Linked DNA regions of Mus musculus: all the other regions are linked to region 1. The links are chromatin loops, found by intact Hi-C in ENCODE. Cell type or tissue: left cerebral cortex. All regions are shown on one strand.

What was found. Hi-C counts contacts between places; a loop is a spot of excess contacts. Peaks named below come from ENCODE experiments on the same cell type or tissue, not always from the same donor. Only the 100,000 strongest peaks of a DNase experiment are listed, where the experiment ranks them.
Region 2: it touches region 1 in a loop (2.7-fold over the local background); 2 of 42 quality-filtered maps call a loop at or near these places.
Region 3: it touches region 1 in a loop (2.3-fold over the local background); 2 of 42 quality-filtered maps call a loop at or near these places.

Annotation. Positions count from the first base shown.
Region 1 is chr14:55,267,740-55,275,739 of GRCm38, reverse strand. No RefSeq gene overlaps it. Among named protein-coding and RNA genes, the nearest start is that of Dhrs2, 50 kb to the right of the region's middle. In left cerebral cortex, a CTCF peak has its summit at 4,398 (motif pointing left); DNase peaks (open chromatin) are centred at 742 and 4,399.
Region 2 is chr14:55,487,249-55,495,248 of GRCm38, reverse strand. It overlaps Dhrs4 (dehydrogenase/reductase (SDR family) member 4), which reads right to left. Exons shown (of 8, transcript NM_001037938.2): 5 at 7,938-7,989; 6 at 7,531-7,665; 7 at 7,034-7,089; 8 at 4,909-5,430. The coding sequence ends at 5,316. It overlaps Carmil3 (capping protein regulator and myosin 1 linker 3), which reads right to left and starts at 4,180. Exons shown (of 40, transcript NM_001374104.1): 1 at 3,966-4,180; 2 at 2,283-2,377; 3 at 1,979-2,029; 4 at 1,812-1,871; 5 at 1,610-1,725; 6 at 1,324-1,421; 7 at 1,000-1,070; 8 at 828-901; 9 at 521-596; 10 at 356-444. The coding sequence starts at 4,005. In left cerebral cortex, no CTCF peak of the experiment used is centred here; DNase peaks (open chromatin) are centred at 3,658, 3,835, 4,208, 4,717 and 2 more places; H3K4me3 peaks cover 1,747 bases; H3K27ac peaks cover 1,683 bases.
Region 3 is chr14:55,474,979-55,482,978 of GRCm38, reverse strand. Dhrs4 (dehydrogenase/reductase (SDR family) member 4) reads right to left here and starts at 4,221. Exons shown (of 8, transcript NM_001037938.2): 1 at 3,946-4,221; 2 at 2,776-2,953. The coding sequence starts at 4,076. In left cerebral cortex, CTCF peaks have their summits at 3,674 and 4,261 (motif pointing left); DNase peaks (open chromatin) are centred at 3,720 and 4,145; H3K4me3 peaks cover 953 bases; H3K27ac peaks cover 582 bases.

The DNA of each region.
Region 1 (8,000 bases):
AAAGGTCTTGTGGCCATGGCCCTGACCCTGGCCATGACTGTGGCTGAGGCCATGGCCATGGAAACAGAATGCTCTCCCCGAGCTTCAAAACAGTTGAGAAACCTCTTTTGCCTAGTTTTAGCTCCAGTTAGACCACTGTGATCCCCAAATGTCCAGCAGAAAGAAGTCTTCACAGTCACCTGTCTGTCCTGGAAAATTTGGGCACACACATCCCCGCCCCTCCAAGATCTAGAAAAATTTTCCAGAGGAAAAAATGATAAAATAGGCAATCCACCAGGTATAGCTAACACAGCAGCCACATTGCAGAAAACAAAACAAAAACAAAAACAAAACAAAAACAAGCAATAAGCCAGTGGCTGAGGAAGAACCCTTGAAGATATTACCGAGTGCTGGAATGTGTGCAGAGTCCAGGATCCAAGCTTTAAACACCCTCAGAGGGCAGGAGGATAGAACCCCAGTGTGTGTGGTGACTGCAGAAACACTTGTAAAGCCACTGGGGACTGTAACTGCAAGGAGTGAGATAGCACGCAGCTCTCGGCCAGCCAGGGTGATGTGCGTTTGAGCTTAGTTTGCTGTTTGGCTTGCTTCAATTTCACACTGAAGGGCTAAAGTGGACCGGTAGAAGGCCAAATTGAACATAGAAAGATTCCCTTGTCTAGAGTGAGAACAGAAGCAAACACAAGCAAGTGTGGAGCCAGATTTGGGAACCGAAGGCATATCATCGCACTGCCAGGGTGGGGTGTGTGCCAAGGCCATTTCTTGGAACGCACAGAAGTGAGACTTTGGGGAAGCCACAGAAGCAGTTTAAGTATCTATTGGGACTTGGAGGTGTGGCTCAGTGAAGAAACACTTGCCTGGCATGAATATGGCTTTGGGTTAAACCTCAGCAAATAGCCTCTCTCCAAGTAGCCACTGGGAAAAGCAGATAAAGGTTCCAAGAGGTTGGACAGCCAAGGAAAGAGTCATAAGGAAGGGTGACAGCTGATGGTGTGAGCAGGGTGGTTGGTGACAACGACAGAGGGGTCCTGGGACTAGGCTATATAAAGCATCTTATGTGGGAAGATTCCTGAGGCCTGAGACCCTTTGAAGGTCCTACATTTCCCCAGCATTAGTGATCCATGGTAGGAACCTGGTTAGGTCCATCGCCCCAAGAGGAAGGCCATCACGTCATCATGGTAACAAGACTTACAGCAGGAGAGCTAAAACCTCCAGACCATGTTGACCTGGCGGCCAGAGTCTGGAAAACACTGAGTGGTATCTCCAGAGAGCCCAGGAGGAGGCTGTGGTACTCTCTGTCCCATTCCTGTGTCCTTGCTATTTCCGAGGACACTGAGCCCAGGCAGGTACAGATAGTGGCTGAGGATGGATTCCCTGAGGGCATTCCCTTCTGATCAGCTTCATTTCTAGGTGGAATGTCTGGAAGGGAAAAAGCTGAGTGAATTGCCTGGTGTCACTGCTTTTCTGAGGACAGGCTGCTGCTGTTCAGTCAAGGCATCTCTTACTAGAATCTCAGGACACTCAGATGTTATTGACAAATATGAAGAAAGGAGCTCCTGGAGATGGAGACCCTAGGAAAGAGAGGGATTGGACCCTTGAAACAGGCACGGCGTCTGCAGGGAAAGCAGCTGCTCGGATTTGCACACAGGAAGCCAAGTTGGGAGGCTCACAGGTTTATTGTCAAATGAAAAATATCGTGGATTCAGGCTCAGTAGTTCTCAGTAGCAGCTCTCACGCATCAGCTGCCATTCCCTACACTAATTGCCTCTGTCTTCTTTTCCTCACAGTGTGAAGGACACAGCCCAGGACCTTGTATGAGCCAGGCAACTGCTCTACCACTGACTCTCTACCCAACCCCTGGGGCCAATGATATTGATACCTTAACAGGCCTGGCCTTCATTCAGCCTCCTAGCCAATCACAATCTGGGCCCAAGGGTTATGCTATAGCTCCACCCAGAGCTACATCCTCCACGGCCTGTTACTACCACAGTGTTCTCCCTGATGATGGAGCTGACTTCTAGACAGCTCTGGACTGAAGTTCTCTACCATCTTGAACTCTGCATGGAAGACTAGAACTGAGGTCTCCACCAAGCCCTAACGCACCCTGACCGGTAACTCTGATGCTCTGGACAGAGTCCCACATCTCTTCCATCCCTAAATCTTATGCTTTAGGCCCCCAGGAGGATGCACTGTATGGAGGGATAGAGTGGGGCCCCTCGTACCTTACAGATTTTAATTCCATCCGACACAAAGTTAGGCTTAGTGAGAAGCATGTCTGGTCAGCAAGTACAGTCAGGGATCCCAGATTCCTGTATTAGACTGACTTCCCCCTCCATACCTGCAGACCCCTGTAAAGGAATTTGCTAGAGTGTCTCCAACCTGGACAGCTCAGAGGCTCAGGCCTAGAAAGAACTGTAGAAGGAGCATGGGCGATGCCAGGAAGACGTGCGGCTTTGCAGGCAGATGGCCTGCTCAGTCCCAAGGCTGGGCTTTCACTGCACTGCTCCAGTAGAGATTAGCTCTGCCTCTGCTGCAGGGAAATGAGAGGCTGTCAGTCTCAGGGTGGGAGGCAGGCCTTAGCCGGGAGAAGCACTGGTCTGGGAGCAGCTGATAGCTGTCAGAGCTCTATACTAATGAGCCCTGGCAACAGGTACCTCACCTGGATGTGCCATGGAGCCAGCTCTCCAAAGGACTCATAGGCCAACTTGTGTTTGTATTCTAGGCCTCTGACAGCTAAGGAGAATGTTAAGTTTAAATCTCAAACACCAGAGGCTGACATTTGAACAAATGGTCCTCAACTTGTGGCCATGGAGCCTTTCGTTCTGACCTGTGGAAGCAAGTCGGCGAGGGTGAGCCTTTGACTGTTATGCTGTCCTGACCCTGGCCTGCCCTTTCTCTCTACTGATCTACACCTATGAATAAGCTACCGATACACACCACCTGAACCTTAGCCAAGCCCTTCCTGCCACGGTGCCCTCCCTATCATGATGAGCAGACATCCTTTTGAAACCACCAACCGAAATAAACCTTCTTCCCTCAGGTGCCAGTGACGTTGGCCATAGAACAAAGAAAAATAGCTAATGCAGAAAAAAAGAGAAAGATTGAATTAAAGAATGAAAAGAAGAAAGGGGAGAAGGAAGGGAGGGGGGAGAGAGAGAGAGAGAGAGAGCATATTCACTTGTGGGAGAAGAGGGGCCCTTGCTGGACCTCCAAGCTATGGAGAACAAATGTGCTGGCTCCTGGCCACAAACTCAGATGTTTCTCCCCAAACCCCCTGGGAGTCACAGAGGAGCACAATCCAAACAGAAGCAGCAGGAAGACTGCGTTTAAAGATAATCCAGTTTGCAATCCCACCAGCAATGGAGGAGTGTTCCTCTTTCTCCACATTCTTGCCAGAATCTGTTGTCACCTGAATTTTGATCCTAGCCATTCTGACTGGTGTGAGGTGGAATCTCAGGGTTGTTGTGATTTGCATTTCCCTGATGATTAAGGATGTTGAACATTTTTTCAGGTGCTTCTCAGCCCTTCGGTATTCCTCAGTTGAGAATTCTTTGTTTAGCTCTGTACCCCATGGTTAATGGGGTTATTTGAATTTCTGGAGTTCAGCTTCTTGAACTCTTTGTATATATTGAATATTAGTCCCCTATCAGATTTAGAATTGGTAAAAATTATTTCCCAATCTGTTGGTGGCCTTTTTATCTTATTGACAGCATCTTTTGCCCTACAGAAGCTTTGCAATTTTATGAGGTCCCATTTGTTGACTCTTGATCTTACAGCACAGGCCATTGCTGGTTTGCCAGTGCCTGGCAAATACAGAAGTGGATGCTCACAGTCATCTATAGGATGGAACACAAGGCCCCCAATATAGGAGCTAGAGAAAGTACCCAAGAGCTGAAGGGGTCTGCAACCCTACAGGTGGAACAACAATATGAACTAATAAGTACCCCCAGAGCTCGTGTCTCTAGCTGCAGATGTCTGTAGCAGAAGATGGCCTAGTTTGCCATCAGTGGAAAGAGAGGCCCATTGGTCTTGCAAACTTTATATGCCTCAGTACAGGGGAACGCCAGGGCCAAGAAGTAGGAGTGAGTGGGTAAGGGAGCAGGGTGGGGGGAGGGTATAGGGATAGCATTTGAAATGGAAATGAAGAAAATATCTAATAAAAAATATGGGGAAAAAAAGAAAAGAAAATAGAAAGATAATCCAGCAAGACAAAGGCTACTTGCTGGCTCTTAGCCCAAACAGAACTGAGCCGAGGAGACCCACAGAAGATCCCTGCATGAACTGGCTGCCCTCAGACACTTCATTTCTCTGGGCCTCGATGTCCTCTTCTGCTACAGAGTTCCCAAGTCTTGTTCCACAGTAGCTCTGGCTTCCAGGAACACTGGTGGTCTATAGTGCCCCCTGCTGTGAGGTTTTGAAAAATCTTTCATCTGTGTTACGGTGGCTCTTTGTGGGGCTTGATATCTTAAAGCCACTCACTCTATCCTTCAGGCTAATGAAAGCAGTTTGTAGTTTTGATTATCTTCAGTCTGAAAAACAAACAAACAACAAACAAAAACCCAAACAAACAAACAAACAAAAAACCCAAAGCAAGCAAAACCCCTAAACCAGGAGATTGGAGCTAGAAAGAGCTGTTCACTGAGAAGAACTCATGCCAAGGTACATTGCCTGCAAGCAGAGACTGGATTCAGCACTTGCTCATTCCTAGACTACATGGCTGGAAGCTCATGTGTTGATAAAAGCAATCAACCCAGGATCCTAGTTTGTTTTCTGATGCTGTGATAAACACCATGAGTGACAGCAGCGTGGGTAGGATCAGGTTTATTTGGCTTCCGTGTCTATATCACAGTCCATCATGGACGAAGTCAGGGCAGGAACCCAAGCAGTACATGAAGGAACACTGCTTACTGGCTTGCTCTCCATGGCTTGTTCAGCTTGCGTTCCAGGACCACAAGCCCAAACCATGTTGAGCTGAGCTCTCCCACGTGAAATATTAAATCAGGAAACTGCCCCTACAGTCATGTCCACAGACTACTTCAACCCAAGCAATTCCCCAGCTGAGGTTCTCTCCTGGAGGACTCTGGTTTGAGTCAAGTTAACAAAAAACAAACAGCAACCAGCGTGTGTGTGTGTGTGTGTGTGTGTGTGTGTGTGTGTGTGTGTGTGTGTAGATGGGTTTTATTATCACTTGATCAGTATTTCTTTCCACCGTACCCTAGCATCCGCTCCATGAGCCTCCCCTGACCCACAAGGAACACAGATACCAGCAGTGACGATGAGCATTGGAAAGAACCTTTTGTGAAGATACACAGGTGTAATAAGTGGGTGATGAGCTTAACCAACCCCAGAAGCTTCCAGAAAATTAGCTCTTAAGAGAAAAGATGGGGCTGAGAGTAAGAAGGTGAAGGAAAAACAAGGATGAGGTGGTGCTAGGGCCTCCTGGGAGAGGTCAGTTCTTTGGAGAAGCTACCTCAGAGGGTCCTGATGCTGTCTCCTCTGCTGAAGCTCCAAGTCTCCACAGCCAGCCACATGATGGCTAATTAGCAGCTGGATTTCCAGAGCACATGACCTGGGGGCATACAACCATCTGTGTGAAGCCTAAAAAGTGGTCCACCACCCAGGAAGGCCAATCTCCCAGGAGAGAGATCCACTTACAGTAACATGGATTCTGAACCTCACCCAAGCAAACTAGGCTGTCCACGGGATCAAGAAGAGCACAGGTGGGGCGCAGCCTCACCAGGGACTGAGGGTGGCCTCACTTGAGATAGCATCACATGAGCCTGTCCCTTACAGTTGCCACTGCTTCACTACTCTCAAGATAGGACACATCACAGATGATAGGGGGCCCCCACCCCTAGTGGCCAGATTCCCTCCAAATGTTCTGTCCTTGTGTTGATCACACCCTTCGAGGAAATGTGGACATGTGGCTCAGGAAGTGATAAGAAGATGGGGAGATAGTTCAGCAGATAAAGAGTCTTGCTGTCCAATAATGCAAGCCTGATGACCCGAGTTCAAGCCCCAGGACTCACATAGATAGGTAGAAGGATACAGTTGCCCTCTGACATACTCAAGCCTGCCAAAGTACTTCCCCTATATCACTCCTCTCCCTCCCCCTTCCCTCCTCCCCCTCTCCCTCCTCTCCCTCCTCCCCATCTCCCTCCTCTCCCTCCTCCTCCCCTCCTCCCCCTCCTCTCCCTCCTCCCCATCTCCCTCCCCTCCTCCATCTCTTCTCCCCTCCCCTCCCCTCCTTCTCCTCCTCCTCCTCCTCCTCCTCCTCCTCCTCCTCCTCCTCCTCCTCCTCCTTCTTCTTCTCTTCTTCTTTTCTTCTTCACCACCACCACCTCCACCGTTATTACCACCACCATCATCATCACCATCATCATTATCATCATCACCACCATGACCATCATCATCTATTAAATAAAATATGTGCCAAGAGAAACTAGCACATGGGACATACTCCTACCTCCTCTCCCTGGGACATTTCATTTCCTAGGCTCCTTCCTCAAGTGTCCCAGAGGATAGCAGAGAACAAGGTAGCTTTGGGGACCTTATTTCTCCCCTCACCCTGGCAGGCAAGGCCCCTCCCATCATGTTCAGCATCTGGACCCAGACCATGGTATGAAGGGCTGTCAGGTCATCCAGAACCTCTACTTCCTAGACACCAAAGGCCAGAGGGGCTGCAGAGAGGGGCTGGAGGTTGGCCTACTTCTCCATTTGACCCCAGAGCTGTGCAGAAGGGACTTGGTGGTCTTCCTGGCTTCCAGGAATACCCAGGACAATCTCATCTGTGCTGTTCACTACCTAGACTGGCCCAGGGTATAGCATGCTCTAGAAAAACAGATCAGAGAGCACGGGAAGGATGCTGGGGAAGCCAATGTGTCAGTGTCTGCCTTAATGAGCAGAGGTGAGAATTCACACACTATAAACATTAGCCCTTATACTGATGCCGTGGGAAAGCTGGGGACAGGGAGTGACTGATGGCCATAATGGGACTAGTGAGTGGAGGACCTTGGCTTGTTCAGAGATCATCACCTGACCAAGCACATCAGCACATGATTAAAGTCAGCCTTGTGTGCACTTTCTGCTGAGGCCCAAGATCCACTTGAACTCTCCCCATCAGACCTTCTCTCTGTAACAGGCTCACTCGATGGTCCATGTTTTGTTGCTTCCAGCTGCTCACCATGTGACCATCCTAAGCCAGACACCAAGCAGCAGCAAAGTCAATTCTGAAGGCGGGGTTGGTGATTCCTCTTCCCTCCCATCATCCTTCAGAGGTCTGCTGGACATGGTGTTCACCTATGCAGGACAGATGAGCTCTCAGGCTACTGCATGTGCATCTTTGGGTAGTCTAAGCTCAAAAGCAAGCAGATTTGCCTGTTGGAGACCCAGTGGGAGGCTTAAAGTGAATACAAAGCTGTTCTGTGTGTATGCTTTTTAAATTAAACTTTACTTTCCCAGAAACAAACAAAACAATATAGTGGCCAGGTTTTACTACTTTTTAAATTTTAAATAATTATTTGATAACGTTTAACAGGCTTCAAAATCTTATATTTTATATAATTCACATCATATGAATTACTCTGATTTGTATGTTCCACATATCCTTGAAAAATAATTTTTTGAAATGAAATGCAACCAATTTTTCATATTTAAATCTATGTTGCAAAAATAGACTTAATTTTATAATTAATTATATTTTTCTATACTGTGCATTTTTCAACATAACATTTTAACTGATTCTCTTGGAATTTCACATCACGCGCCCGATCACACTCCCTTCCCAGTCCTTCTGGGTCTGCCCCCTGCCTTGACTCTTATTTTAAAGAACAAAAACAAAACAAAACAAAAAAAGTGAAAATAAAAATTAGAATTAAAAAAAAAGAAAACAAGTCCAAGGGTGGGGGAGGGTATAGGGGACTTTGGGATAGCATTTGAAATGTAAATGAAGAAAATATCTAATAAAAGAAAATTTAAAAAAAAAAAGAAAAGAAAAGAAGTCC
Region 2 (8,000 bases), 220 kb before region 1:
GTTTTTCCACTCAGGAGTCTGTGGGAGCTGGAAGGTGGGCCTGCCTCCTGCATTCCATACCCGTGGGCATTCTGTACTTCAGCAGGATGTGCTGAGGTAAAGCCCCACTTTGGATTCTTAAGATGGGGGCAGCCCACCCTGCTTGGACGTTGGTGGGACATGAAGTGCATTGTGGGGGAGAGTAAGTTGTGGTGACATCGGGGGCTGAGATCTGAGCCTGCTTTGTGCCTGTCTAAGCACCAGCCTCTGCTGTAAAGTGCGGAGCTAGATGAAACAGCCCAGGGCCTCATATGCTCTGATGTGCCATGGCTCTAGTGAAGAAGGTACAACTGCCCACGGAGGAGCCTGGCCTCACGTCTTAAGCCCAGCATTGTCCAGCACCAGCTCTTCGAGGCTCCCCGACTTGCTGAGGGTATGTAGCACCTGTTCTAGCACTTCTGAGCCCTGGGGACAGAGGGGTCCTGCAATCAAGAGCCAAGAAGGACACTACTCTGCCCGCCTCCCCAGCCGTCATCCTTACCAGTCTCAAGTCTTTGCAGTAGAGTTTGGTGAACCACTGGTTGTAGGCCAGGGCGGCCACCATGAGGGCCAGATCTCTGGGGATATCCGATAGGACAAGAAAAGATGAACCGGTGGCCAGGGCAAGAATGAAGAGTCTAAGGATGGGATGGCTGGGCTGGGGAAAGCTAGATGGGTGGGTGGAGGTGAGCTAGGTGGTAGGAGTTCAGGGGCAGAGCAAGGGCTGTGTGTAGGACCAGAGGAGGAACCCTGAGAGGGACAAGCCATGTCTGGGGATTTGGGGGTTAAGTTTCTGCCCATCTGCTTACCGGCTCTCCAAGTGGCTGAAATCCAAAAGATTGAACTCTCGGTTATCCTCAGCATGGTAGATGGTGTCCACATCCTTGGAGAGGTGGAAGTGGCTCACATTTGCCTCAACCCCCTCCCCGACCCCCTCCCCGAGGACCCCACCTATCCCTGCCAAGTCCCTGCCCAACGCACCCATTGCACCTCCTCTCGGCAGTGGAGTCCATTGTAGTCACACAGGGCAGCGTAGGTCTCAGAGAAGCCACCTGTAGGGCAGGAGATGGGTGGCTGCCATGTTGGTGAGGGGGATGGGAAATCGTCTTGGGCTTCAAGGTACAGTCAAGGTCATTGCATGTGCTAATGTCTGAGCATCCTTCCATGCCATAAACCTCTCATGGTCCAGGAGGCTGACGTCCTCAGGACGGGCAAAGGCCCCTCAGGCAAAATCCATGCCCAGAGGGTTCTGGATATGGGGCAAGATGCTCCAAGACCCATGCTTTCATGTCTGCCCCTGCTTACCACACACACTGTGAGTGGTAGATGTGGAAGTTTCCGAGTTGGGAGATGTGTCTCGGGGTCCCTCTGGGGTGTCCGCATTTCCACGCCGGATCAAACACCTGGAATATGAATAAGTCGTCCCAGAGAAAGGTGGAAAGAGACTCTCAGTGCTTCCTGCATCACGGTGTTTGAGTCTCCAGGGAAGAGCAGAGAGAGCAAGCATTCTCGTTCCAGGAGACCAGATCAACAGGAAGGAGAAATCTACCTTTAGTCTAATCCTTTGGGAGACCCCTTGTCTGCCACTCACCCAGGGCCAGGGCAGACCTTGGAGAGGGCAGAGCTCACATGCCGTGTCACCTGGTCCACACTCTCGGCGGATGGCAGCCGCATGCTCACCGTGCCACGCTCAGTCTCCACCAGGATCTGAGGGGAAGGGATCAGTAGAGCCTCAGACGGCCGTTCCTTCTTCCAGGCGGCCCAGCGGTGGTGGCCTGGGACCCGGTACTCACCTGATTCTGACTGAGTGTGTTGAAGGCACGGATCTCCAGGACATTGAATGAGCTTTCCACCTGGTGGGGAGGGGTGGGGAGGATGCTCAGCTCCTGGTAAGGGCCTGTTACTAGACTTGAAGGGAGTATGCCAGGCAAGCCCTCTCCACCCCCGGAGCCTGACTTACCTTAGCTGGAACTTTAAGGGGAAAAAGGTGGAGACGCCAGGAAGTCAGGGCCTGCAGAGCAGAACATGAACAGCTTAGTGTAGCCTCTTGGGACATAGGGCCTTTGTTGTCTTTTAGCTCCTCAGCTTGGTCCCAAGATACCTTACCCCCTGCATTTCTCCTGCTCACCTTCAGACCCTGAACACTAACCCAGCCTGGTTCTGCCCTCTCCCTTAGGTTTTGTCTCCTCAGCACCACCCCAGCTGATTCTCTTGCCCACCTCCCTTGCCTGTCTCCTCTCCTCCCCCGGGACCGATGCTCTCACCAGCACTCTGTCTTCGAACTTCTTGGGTTTTGTCTCCAGTTTCACACGATGTTGCTGGAGCACAGCCCCCTGGCTCAGGCACCTCCGGATGCTGTCTGCAGATGGGTAGGACCTGCTCAGAACTTTCTCTTACCCCTACCACCCTGACTCCGCTCTCCAGAGAGAGAGACAGATGAGAGGAGAGAAACAGAGACACGTACGTACTAGACAGGGAGGTATGTATGGAGCAGAGATGGTCCTTTTTTTGGTGACTTTGTTATGGGAGGAAAGTAGGGAGAAAACTCTGGCTCCTGGTGTCCCTGAGTCAGGGGACAGTTGCTGAGTGGCACTGTCTGTGGGAACACGTGTCTTACACTTCTGAAGGTGTGAAGGATTTTCCCACCCACCCGTGCACTATAGTAACCATCAACACATATGCAGTGAGTCTCTCTCTCTCTCTCTCTCTCTCTCTCTCTCTCTCTCTCTCTCCCTCCCTCTCCCCCCTCTCTGTAGGGGTTTGGGAGTCCAGGATAGGAATGTTCCTTGACTGTACCCTAGGTGCTCTGGGGTATGAGAATCTGTTTTTTATTATGGCTGCATGCCTGTCTTCTGATGATGGCAGGGAACCGAGTATGGCATTTGTGGGGATAGGAAAGTGTGAATGAGTGCTGGCTTGCATATGAAAGGGGACCGGTGCCAGACAGTTCTTGTGAGGAGGGTGGGGTGAGAGAAGGGTTTAATGTTCCAGTGAGCCCATATCCGTTTTCTGACAGACCCATCCAAGTATTATGTGTGTGTGGTGTGTGTGTGTGTGTGTGTGTGTGTGTGTGTGTGTGTGTGTGTGGTGTGGTGTGGTGTGCATAGATGTGTGCAGTTTCTGTAAGGTGTGTGTACAAACATCTCGTGACTGTGCATGTGTAGGTGTCAGAGATCTCCAGAGTGCAATAGAGCTCTGAGTATCCTTGAGCGTCCTGCTTTCTGCATGGGCTAGCCTGTGCTCCTACCTTTGAGGATCAGGGTTGTGGCAGGGCTGGAGGGTCTGGGGGGGGGTGTAATTAGAGGAAAAACATCTGGGAATCACTGGTCCAGAGAGCTCTTGAGATGTGTGTGGATGGTGGGTGAGGAGAAGGGGGCAGGCTGGGACGGGGGCTGTTGGAAATGAGCCGCAGAAACCTAGCTTTTGGTTTTAGCTTCAGTCGGGGCCTCTGCCTGGACTCCCCTCCTATGCCCCACTGGCCTAGGCGCTAGGGGCCTCTCTAGGGCCAGTTCCGGGGCGGGGCCGGGAGGAGGGAGGGTGTTGAGATAAGCAGCAGTCAGGACCAGGGGCAGCTCCCAACGCCTGGCCCCGCCCGGCGAGGGTGGGAGAAAGCTGGGACTCTCCGGAGGGAAGACTGGATGCTTTGCAGAGGGGTGGGTCAAGAACGCTGAGAATCAGCCCCCAAGAGCGCCAGGGAACTGCTCCTGTCACCAAAGAGCGGGACGGGCGGCTCCGGGACAGGAAGGTTCTGATAGGGTGAGGCGAGTGGGGCAGAGAAGGATGCTCCACGGAAAGCAAAGCTGGGTCTAGAGATTCAGAGGAAGGGACTGCCTAAGAGCGAGGGATGCGTGAGGGGGCGGGAGGCGCCGGGCTGGGGTGTACCGCAGGAAAGCACTGGGTCTCGATGCTCGCGGACCCGGTGTCCGGAGATGAAGGCAACCTCGTACCTTGCAGCTCGCGGGTGAGCTCCACGCTGGCCTTGGCCATGGCGGCCGCCGCTGCTGCTGCCGCCGCCGCCGCTGCTGCTGCAGAGGAGCCGCCGCCGCCGCCGCCTCCCGAGAGGCGCCGCACATGCTAGTCCCGGCTCCGGCAGGGCCCGGCGCTGAGCGCTGCAGTAGCGGCGGAGCCCGCTCCCGTCAGGGGCGGCTGCGCGAGCGCTCCTCCCCCCCGGCTACTGAGCTCTGGGTCTCCCGCCCCTCCCGGAGAGTTGGCCAATGGAGCATGCGCGCTGAGCTTCCGAGCCGCGTGAGACCCCGCGCGCGCTCGCGACGACCCCTCCCGCGGACTACCTCGTGAGAAGCCCGGAGCGCGGCGCCTGGTGTCCGAGCTATCTCAGGGGCGGGGTGCAGCGTTTCTACTGGCGTGCCACCCACGCCTCGGCCACCCGAAGCAGAATTCTTCAATTTCTTTGTTTATGTGCTTCGGTACCCCTCCCCGGGTCATTCTTGTATGGCCCCGCCCTCCCACTCCTTCCAGCTCAGGAACGGTCCAGCTCGTCCTTGCTGACCCTGGAGGGAACTCTGAATCAAGGACGATGCTGCAAAAAGACCTGTCCGAACGTGCGGGAGGGAGTTAGTTCTTCTTCTTCTTCTTCTTTTTTTTTTTTTTTTTTTTTTTTTTTTTGCTCGCTAGTCTAGTCTCGGGGATCCCCGTGGCGTCCTTGGCACCGTCCCTGGGGGTGTGAGGCTAAGAGTAGCACCTGGGAGTTCCCGAGCTACCTCCCCCAACAGCTGGCAAGCAGCTCCGTGGCAGGCAGACGTAACCACCCTTGAGCGGCAAGCTCAGGCCTTGGAGATAGGGAGGAGGGCTAGGGAGAATTCAGAGATCCAGCACTGCTTAGACTTCTCAGATACACTAAGCACCTCACATTGAGAAATAAACACGCACTGATTCAGAGCAACGCGATCATCTTCATTTTATTTGTACCTTATACGTAAATTGTTAATTTCTATCTCTGTTCAGGTCTGTCCCTTCTATCTCTCCTCAAAGTGTCCAGAGGCGAGGATGAGAGGGATTTGATCTTCACTAAAGTAGCCACAGTCTTCTCAGCAAGCCCTTTTCCCACTACCTATCCCCCAGCTTCCCGCCCCCTCCCCAAAGCCGTTTTCAAGGCCATAGCAACAGCAAGGATGCTCATCTGACCACACTTCGACCACAGGGAAAGCAGGAACTTATCACTGGGCAGAACTGATTTTGTGAGGTGAACAAGATGTTAGGTGGTGGCAACGAAGGGCGACAGAGGCAAGGTGGACTGAGCCCGCCCCACACACCTGCCCTGGTAGGCTGTTTCTGGGTCCTCAGAGGCGAGAAGGGGTTCCTCCCCCCACTACTACGGTCTCTCCATTGATGTAACTGGCGTCTTCAGAGCATAAGAAGGAAACTATGCCAGCACAATCCTCTGGCTTGCCTAGCCTGGGAAACAGGAGACAAGGAGAAAGCAATTGTCAAATAGGTTAGCTAGCCTCTCTCATCTGGTTCACAGGACATGAAATTTGCTTAAGAATTATCAGGTGGGAGCTGGTGAGAAGGCTCAGCAGTTAGGAGCATTGGCCAGCTGCTTTCCAAAGGACCCAGGTTTAAGTTTCAGGACACACACACACACACACACACACACACACACACACACACACACACACACACACACACACGGCAGTTCACAACGGTCCAAAACTCCAATTCCAGGGGTGTGTGATGCCTTCTTCTGCCCTACAGGGACAGGAGCACCAGGATCATGTGTGGCACACAGACACGCATGTAGGCAAAACACCCATATGTATTTTAAAAATTGAAAAAAAAATTAGGTGATTTTTCTCAGAACCAGTGTACAACCTTTTTTTTTTTTGCCTATTAAATAGGGTGATTATGATTAGGTGCTTATAATTTATAGATGCATAAATACTGTATCTTGCAAAACCATGTTATATTTAAATATAGAAACACTGTTTTTAGATACCAGAATGCAAAGTCAGGCCGATAAAATGGTGAACAATTATTTGATGTTTCAAAAGAAATGATTTCAACATGTAAATATGCTATTTGAGTGTCAGAGAGTCGGTGCTGATAGGAAACGGCATGACCGAGGCGTTTCATTTGTACGGGTTCAGTGTAAAGATCCTCTTCAGCAATCTATTTTTTGTCCTCTTATCAACACATTTGTTTTATAAGGATGTGCTAAATCACACAGTTTGTACCGTGGTTCTGTATGTTCTAGGGGTGTCAGCGTGAGGGACAGAAAGGCCTAGTGTTTCTCCAACCTCTCTGCACAGTGTAGTCACCCGGAAGGGTTAATAAAAAGAAAAGGTAAAAGATGTATAAATTCTACCATGGGTCAGTTAAAGAGGAGACCCTGGAAGGGTGCAGTAAGCAGGCGCACTACTGAAAGCTCCTCTAGATGCTTCAAACGTGCAGCCGGGATTCAGATGCTTAGGATTAGATGACTCACTGGGGTCCTAGGATGGCAATACTGTTAACCGAGCCTAAAGCTCATGCCTAGCCTCAGCTTGACTTTGGGAGGACTTGAGGAAGTCTGGAGTGTTTGGACTAGTGAAGAGGTAGGCACTGCCAGCGTTTGCCCTTGAGGGGTCAAGCTAGAGCAGCCGGAAGGCAGAGAGAGGCAGTGGACCTAGAACAATGGAGACCTAGCAAAACTGTCTGCGAGCTTCAGCCAGCCCACTGGGGAAGAGAGCAAGTCGCACAGGCACAGTCTGGCCTCAGGACAGCTTCGCAGTGATTTTATTTGGGTTGTGGGATTGTCAGGCTGAGCTTGGGAAACACCACGATCTCCTGGGTTCTGGTCTCCACAGGTGCCAGAGAGGCAGACAGTGGACAAGGGCTCTGCTTTGGGCCAGCTCTGATGCCTTTGGTTTTTGTACTGGAAGCAGTGTCCTTGGTCAGGTGATAGGAGTGATAGGGTCTATGAATCTGTGACATCTACAAGGCTCATGCTGTGTTATCTGTGGGACTGAGAGTCAGGGGAGAGCTTTCTGTCTATCCACACTAACCCTGACCTGCTTACCTTCTGATTTGCATGGCTTCTTTTATGAAGTCCTCTCTTGCTTTCTCCTCCCACAACTGCGGGAAGAAGGGAAATCTTTTCATGTGCAGGAAGAGGGAAAGCACGGAAAGAGAATGGAGGAACACTACAGCCTGTTAGGGAAGGGTTCAAATTCCCAACTCTTGTTGCTTCTCCACTCTCTTCCCTCTCCACTGCCAGTCTCTTCTTCACCCTTTCAAGTCTTATACAGGTATCTTGTTAGGTCTCCTTAGTTCTCATCCACTTTAGGAGACAGGATACAATATGGGTACAGCCTGAATTTCTGACTCTGCTTCACTTGGTAGAGCCCAGTAGGAAAGGGGTATGTGGGAGTCTGACCTAGGGGAGGTGTCTGGTAAGGACAAGGGTATGAGGAAGCATAGGCGGCAGGGATGGAGTTGGGGGGTGGGTTTAGTAGTTGGGTCTGGGCTTCCCCATCCTTTCAAGGGATCTTGGGGTACAATGTTTTTCCTTCTCACCACACTGCTGAATCGAGTCTTGATGAGTCCAGGTGCTAAGCAGTTCACTCGAATGTTCTTCGGGGCCAACTCCGCTGCAAAGTTCTTAGTAAGACCCAGCAAAGCTGTTTTGCTAACATTGTAAGGACCCAGAGACTAGGGAAAGAAGAGAGTTGAGTCTGTTTATTAGTTTGCAGGGTCACTTTTGGAAAGATTCTTAGTCTACAACAAGGGTGGGCGCTGAAAAACAGCACCGCCTGTTAGGGAAGGTCACAGTCAGAGATCGCCTTGTGGTTTGTGTAGGTTAGGGTTCATGGAAGCAAGGTGTCTCTTTTGTGGGAGAGGACTTGGTAGGATGATGGTAAAATACATCTTTGGGCAGTTGGAGGGGTGGATGGCGTAGGATGGAAGGAGCGACAGGTACTCACAGGGAACCGAGTGAAGCCTGCTACAGAACCCACAATCACCACTGAGCCGCCTCTGCAAAGGAA
Region 3 (8,000 bases), 210 kb before region 1:
TTTTCAGTTAGTTGTTTACTAAGATAAGAAAGGACAGTCTTAGCCAGATACAGTTTACCATAAGAAAAGTTAAGGAATCCCACGAAAGCAGGTTTTTTCTTTAGCCCTAGATTCCAGGCAGAACTATTGAGCATAGATAATTTTTCCCCCCTCAGGCCAGCTTTTTCTTTTTTTAAATTTTGTTAATAAAAGGGAGGAAATGTAGTCTCCCCTCCCCCAGCCTGAAACCTGCTTGCTCAGGGGTGGAGCTTCCTGCTCATTCGTTCTGCCACGCCCACTGCTGGAACCTGCGGAGCCACACACGTGCACCTTTCTACTGGACCAGAGATTATTCGGCGGGAATCGGGTCCCCTCCCCTTTCCTTCATAACTAGTGTCGCAACAATAAAATTTGAGCCTTGATCAGAGTAACTGTCTTGGCTACATTCTTTTCTCTCGCCACCTAGCCCCTCTTCTCTTCCAGGTTTCCAAAATGCCTTTCCAGGCTAGAACCCAGGTTGTGGTCTGCTGGCCGGACACAACAAGTTTTATCTTGCTCCAAGCTCCACGTGGGTTTTATTTGCTTCACAACTATTGACATTCTTTTGGGAGGTCGTGGAAGTCCCTGAACCCCATCCATGCAGCCCTCTTCCTACTGCAGGATCAGCTAGGTGGACTTGCTGGGGGCCAGAGCATGTTTTCCTAATAAGGCTTTGCTTCTTTTCTTGTGTATTTGCGTGTTCATATGTGGGTGCACATGTGTGTGGAGGCCTGAGGTTGACGTCAGGAGTATTCTCTGGCTGCTATTCCACCTTATTCTTTTGGGTCGGTATCTGTCAGTCAAATCCAGAGCTTGCTCTGGGTATCCCATCTCTGTCTTCTGAGACTGGAATTACAGGTGAGACCTCAGATACACCTGGGACTTATGTGGGAGTTTTAGGCTCAGTCCTCTTGCTTGCAGAGCAAGGCATTTAATACTGAACCACTTCCTAAGCCCCTCCACACCTTATAGGATTTTGACATGAAACTGTGCATGGCTCTGGGTTTGACCCCAGCACTGGTGTGTGTGTGTGTGTGTGTGTGTGTGTGCATAAGCATGTGCACGTGCATGTGTGTGTGCATCTGTGTGTGTGTGCTTACATATGTGTGTGTGTGCGTGCATATGTGTGTGTGCATGTGTGTGCATGTGTTAAATGGCTGTCACTAATCGACCTTTACTTCTCAGGACAAACACTACAATCCCAGGCTCTTCCAGCAGCCTATGCCAGGCAATGCAACTTTCTCAGATTCAAATTCGACCCTTTACAATGCACATTTAAGACTTTGTCCACAGTTCTTTAAAAATGAAATTATCTTGGGGCTGGAGAGATGGCTCAGTGGTTAAAAGCACTGGCTGCTCTTACAGGGGACCCTGGTTTGGTAGCCAGCACTTGTATGGTGGTTCACAACCACCTGTAACTCCAGTTCCAAGGGATATGGCACCACCCTCTGACACACAGTGTAGAGACACACATGCCAGCAAAAACCCCTCATATACATAAAATAAAAATAAATAATGGAATTGTCTTATTTTATATGTCACACTTCAGTCAAGTGTTAAGGCCCCCTCTTTCAAGAAGGCTGCCCACATTATTTCTGCCAACTGTCTGATGTGTTCACTCAGGCTGTGCTTTCTCTGTGAGGGTGTCCTCCCTTGGATTTGGGGGAAGAGTGCACACCCTGAAACTTGGGGGAGACACACCGTCTTTGCAGCTTGATTCACATTTTCTTACACAGCTGGAGATGGGTGCCAAGTGTCAAGTCTGACACAGGCTTAGACTAAAGTTTATTTGGGCACCCAAGGCTTGGCACTACATAAATGGAGGATGTGTCTGGTGGTCTGCTGGCTTGTCCTGAATCACAGGTATTTTTTTTCTGGATGATGAGATGATACAGTCTCTGTAAATACAGGGAGAACAGACCTTGCCTGGGTGGAGTAGCCCACACTTGTATTTCCAGCACTGGGGGAGCAAGCTCATGGCTAGACAGGGCTGCAAGATGAATTACATACCGCTCTGGCTCCAGTACAAGCTCCTGGCCCCCTTAAAACAAAACAAACCAATACTAACAACAAAAAGCCCACATAAGGGTCTGAACACAAGAAATGGCTTGTAGTAGGTAAATGAAACATAGTGAACTGCCTCTCCCCAGTGCCCACGAGCTCTATGAGCCAAAGAACAGGAGAGCATTTATTAACTCAGACCAGGGAACCAGGAGCAGGCATTTTTTTTTTTTTGGGTGGGGGGAGGGTATCTAAGGGATCATGCAAGGTTGAAGGACCAGAGCGACTTTTGAATCTCTGGCCGGGAGAATCTGGTTGTACTTAGACTTTGGGATGCAGACATAACCGAAAAGGGTACACAATAAAAATGTATTGGTGAGAGTCTGGAGAGATGGCTCAGTAGGTAAAAGGATGTACTTTTCTCATAAAGGACCTAAGGTCAGTCCCCAGCACCCATATCAGGTGGCTTATGGCCACCTGTAACTCCAGCTTTAGAGGGTTCAAGACTCTCTTCTGGCCCCCATGGCCACCTACACTAACAAGTACTCCCCTACCATACTCAGAATGAAACATAATGAAATTAATGTTTAAAATAATATTGGTGGACGAGTTTGGGTGTGAGCATTAGGATGCTAACAGGGGTCAGCATGGGTTGTATCTCACCAATGCAGTCCTAGAAACCAGGCAGGAAGGCACAGGCTGCCTTGCCTCCCTTCTGCCATGCCTTGGCCCAGCACCCATATTCTGCCTGCTCACCGTGGTTATCAGCTTTTCTCGATCCTCTGCCTTCCCCACGTGGCACACGATGCCAGTCACACTCAGGCCCTCTCCCTGTAGTGTGGCCACTGCACGGTCCACATTCTGCTGTTTGCGGCTGCTGACGACCACGTGGGCCCCATCTTCAGCCAGGCGCCGGGCGATGGCAAAGCCGATCCTACGAGGGTAAAAGGTGACACACTGTCAAGGCCTCTACCGCAGAGAAGAGGGCGAGAGCATGCGTGGGCTCTGCTTTCAGGCTTTCAGCACTGGACCCTCGCTCTCCCTGTATTCGAGCTTCACGCATTTCTACTAGGTAGAGTAGGCTTTTAATGGTGCGGACAGAAGGATAAGCTCAGATGATTTTATTATGATCTTGTCTTTTACCCCAGTTCCCGGGACTGACATCACCTGCCACAGCCTTCATGACCGATTATTGTACCTATGTCCAGTTGGGAAAGAGGGGAGAGAAATAGATGAGTGTTCAGTTGCCATGGACTTAGGGGCCTTGCTGGAAGAAGCCCATATCCCCAAATACCTCTTACCACACTACAACCTCACAATTCTATCTTTTGATATATTTGGGGGGGGCCTTCACCAAAAAAAGCATGGCTCAAAATGTAAATATCAATTACATATTTTATAATAGCCAGATGTTAGCTTTTCATAGACATCTGCATTACAGATTTTCAAGGAGTTTTTTAATTTAGTAAGGTCCTGTGGGGATTAAAAAACTGGATAGTTGAGAGTGGTGGGTGAGACAGGCTGGGCACGGAGGCCCAAATATACAGACTGAAGTAAAGATCTGGGCACGGGATCCAGGTAAGGGGTCCCTAGGGAGCAAGAACAGCAAGCAGAGCTTTGAAGCCGTGACTGGTTGTTTTGGTCTTCCCAGACTCTAGGTGGAGCTGTCGATTGGGGCAGCCCAGAAGCACCGGGACCTGGGTCCTTCTGGCAGCGCCGAGCTCTCACAAAGCCGAAGGCAACAGTGATACAAGGGCTAGCCTGTGGCAGGGCCAGGTCGGGGATTCGGAGCGATTTCAGGTCCACCATGTGGGTTTCCTTTTTCTCCCTCGGGGTGGCCTTTGGCCGCATCTGAGGCTCGAGGACAACAGTCCAGGAGTTAAAGAGTACTTGTTTCTGGATGAAGACTCTGGCTCTGGTACTCACCCGTCGGTGGAGGCTGTGACCAGGGCCACCTTATTGGAGAGAGGGTTTCGACGAGTCAACCCGGAACTGGCCATCCTCACCGACATCCACGCTTGAGTCCAACCACCTAACAGCCGTCCCGCTTTCTGCATAGTTCAGGCCAGGGGGTTGGGTTGAACTCTGCTAGGGGAGGGGACTGTTCAAAGGGCGGGAGGCTGGTCTAGCTGGGAGAGCTCTGACTTCCCAGACTGCCTGCCCCTCTTCTAGGACCGGCTCTGCGACGGCCCGGGACTAGGCGGGAGCCGCGGCGGTTGCGAGCGCTCCCTGCTGGCGCCCCGCGCCCCTTTGCCTGATTTGGGACTCCCGCAAATTCTCAGTCCAAGTTTCCTTCAAGACCCCCACACCTCTTCTACCAGAACCCCCAGCTTTTCCTGTGCCCCAGCTGCTCCTCCCACTTCTGCTGGTCCACCTTTTTTTGGGATGGGGTCTTAGGAGAGTCGTTGGAGAGGAAGCTTTGCAATTTTATTTATTTTTGTTTTGCTTCCTTAAACTCCAAATAATTCTTCCTTTATAAAAAGCCTGGGTTTGTATGCAGGACTGCACAGACAACTCATTTGGTAAAATGGTTGTTGAGCAAGCATGCTGGCCTGAGTTTGGATCTTCAGCATTAACATAAAAAGCAGGGCTTGTCACCTAACAGCTGTATTCCTAGCTTTAGATACACAGACAAGATGATTGTTGAGGCTTTTGGTCATCTGGTCTTGCCAATCCATGAGCTCCGGGCTCAGTGAAAAACCCCGTCTCAAGAAAAAGATAAGATAGGGAGTGGTAGAAAACAGTCCACGTTGACCTCTCGTATAGGCACATGTGTGCATACCCTACTCCCCCAGCCCCAGAAACACACCATGATGAGCGTAGTAAAAATGCCTTTAGACATGTAAAAAATAGCTTATTCAGGAACCCCACTACACCCATGGCTGTACTGATAACCAGAACATCACTCACTCAGGATAACCAGACACAGTCCTAGCACCCCACGATGCCCATTGGACAGTATCAAAGCAGAGACCAAGGGCAATGCTCTGCTCTGCACAGTTGGAGAGAAGCTACCCAGATCTGCCCTGTGTCTGGAGAGTCTTGCCAAGGATCCTGACCCTCGAATCAGAGACCACTAATAGAGGCTAGACCCAACCTTCAGTTAAGATATGTTACACAGCTGAGAAGCCCTGGGGAGACAGGCTTAGGACCTTAGTTAGGAATTTAGAGAGTGAACCTTGTGTGATGACCCTCTGCGTAAGAAAATAACACACACACACACACACCACACATCACATACAAGAAGGGCAAATGAATGAATGTTTTGAGACTGTCTGTGGAGGTGACACTTGTGCTCCTCACAGTGTCCATGTAGTGAGGGATGAGGAGGCCAGGTGACAAATGTGATAAGTTGTGACAGCTGGCCTAGGCCTGACACTATCTTTCCCTATGGCACAAAGTCTATTGCCAGTGGTTCTCAACCTGTGAGTCACAACCCCTTTGGGTTTGCCTAAGACTATTGGAAATATCAAATTTTTTCATTATGATTCATAACAGTAGCAAAAATTAGTTATGAAGTAGCAATGAAAATAATTTTATGACTGGGGGCCACAACATGAGGAACTGAATTAAAGGGTTGCAGCATTAGCCAGGTTGAGAGCCACTGAGGACTTCATCTTCAGACAGGCAGGAAATGACCACTGTGATACCCAGGGTGAAAAGATGGAGGTCCTGGGTCTATCTGATGCCAAAGGGTCGCCCAGCCACTTCCACAGACAGGGTGGAGATATGGAGACCGGGGAGCGCTATGATTTTCCATGCCCACCCATCTATTCTAGCTCAATAACTAACTGTTATGTGTGAGAGTGCTTGATTAACTGTAAACGACTAAGTATGGAGTGATTATTTTCACCAAACAGTAGTTATTATTACTGCCATAGGCCAGACTCTTCCTTTATGAACCGAGGATGTACAGTAGATGATAAATAAAATTCTCACCAGCTATAGATTCTGAGCCCAAGACTTTCATCTCTGCATCTCTGCCAAGTGGGTTGACCTGATCTCTCTCCCAGGGTCCTGGGAGAATTAGTGAACTTTGATGGCTTAAGAATGCACCACAGAGAGGCATCAACAGAAGCAGTGCCAGTGACTAAACTGGGTCCACCCCTGGAGCTCCCATATACCAGGAAGAAAAGCCGTGTTGGCCCCTGGGCAACCTTCCAGACTCTGAGGCAACATAAGGGACATAAAGACAATAAAGGGAGTTTCTAATATTAACTCAGCAGGTAGTAGTAGTTTGCTCTGCAATTTGTGCTTGCTTAGGTTTTCCTGTCCTTCCTTCCTTCCTTCCTTCCTTCCTTCCTTCCTTCCTTCCTTCCTTCCTTCCTTCCTCCCTCCCTCCCTCCCTCCCTCCCTCCCTCCCTCCCTCCCTCTCTCTCTCTCTCTCTCTCTCTCTCTCTCTCTCTTTCTGGTGTTAGTCTTTTCCTTTAGAAAAGATGATAAAGTGGATGCATTTCTTTATTTTGAGACAGGATTTCTCTGTGTAGCCCTGGCTGTGCTGGAACTATTTTTTTTTTTTTTTTTTTTTTTTGTAGACCAGGCTGACTTTGAGTTCAGAGATTCACCTACCTCTGCCTCCTGAGTGCTGGGGCTAAAGGTGTGCGCCCCCACACCCAGCCCAGATGGGTGGTTTTTGGAGAATGTTGCTTATTGTGAAATCATCAGCTTGTCAACCTTAGGCAGTGTGCTCAGTAGTGAGTCTATGAAACAGAGGTCTGGGCTTTGATGTTTAATAGGATTTGCATTTACTAGAGAATCATTTCATAGCTTAGCGTGGTGGTGCATGCTTTTAATCCCAGCACCCAGGAGGCAGAGGCAGGCAGATCTCTGTGAGTTTGAGGCCAGCCTGATCTACAGATAGAGTGCCAGGACAGCCTGGGCTATACAGAGAAACCCTGTCTCAAACAACAACAGCAAACAACAATAACAAAAACAAACATTTCAAATACATATAAATCAGCTAAGAAGACAAAGCAGAAAGCAGGAGTCCAGTATACAAAGTGTGCTGAGGACTGGATATGGATAGCCAGTGATGTAACAAGCAAGAACTAGGCCTATGGGGGGTGGGGTGGGGTAGGGGGCGGGGCTTCCTCAAGCTGAGAAGTTGTAAGTTGTGTTACTCAGTGCATACTGATAAGACAGCTTGCCTCATGTCTGAGGAAATGCCCCCTAGTCTGAGCCTCATGAATTATTGAGAAGAGGCTGGCAAGTGCCACACTCTTCCTCTCTCACTGTCTGGAGCTAATGCACCCTGGGAATCTTTCCCAGACCGTCACCTGTGTGTGCAGCTGGAACCCAGGGATTTAAGGTGGACTGCTCTCAAAGCCTGGCTTAGTGGAACAGGCCTTAAATGCATATCTAAATGGATGGTGAGTGGGTGAGGGACACAAAGATTCAGGGAAAAGATAGTCATGAAACTAGTGTAGTGTCCCTTTCATATGGGCAAGGTTGAAAATTGGCCTTTAGTGTTATTTCTTTTGGAAGAGCACAGGGGATGTTAGGGAGGGGATTTGTGAAGAGAAAAAAAGGGCAGAAGGAAGCCAAGAAGTGTGGGGTCTCAAACTTCCTCTCTTCATTAAGGATGTTGTTGAAGGTGGGGTAGAGCATCTTTTGGGGGATACATGCTTGTGCAGCAGTAGCTCTCTAGAGTGGGAGCTAGAACGTGAAGTTGCGAGATGTGATACCTCTGCGTATCCTGAGGACACATTTGACACTGAGCCATGCTTCCATCTTCAGGGCATGACTATGCTTCAGAAGAGCTTGGATTTTCTTGCAGTTGGGATCCTTGGATGGTCACTGACTCATGCCTGATCAAGAGCAGTCAGGACTGGGTAACGTGGAAGGGCTGATGTGTGGTTGGGACAACCCCCAATACACATATACTGTCGTACATATATATAAATACACTGTCCTATATATATACACATATACTGTCCTATGTATATACCTATACACTGTCCCACATATATACATATATACTG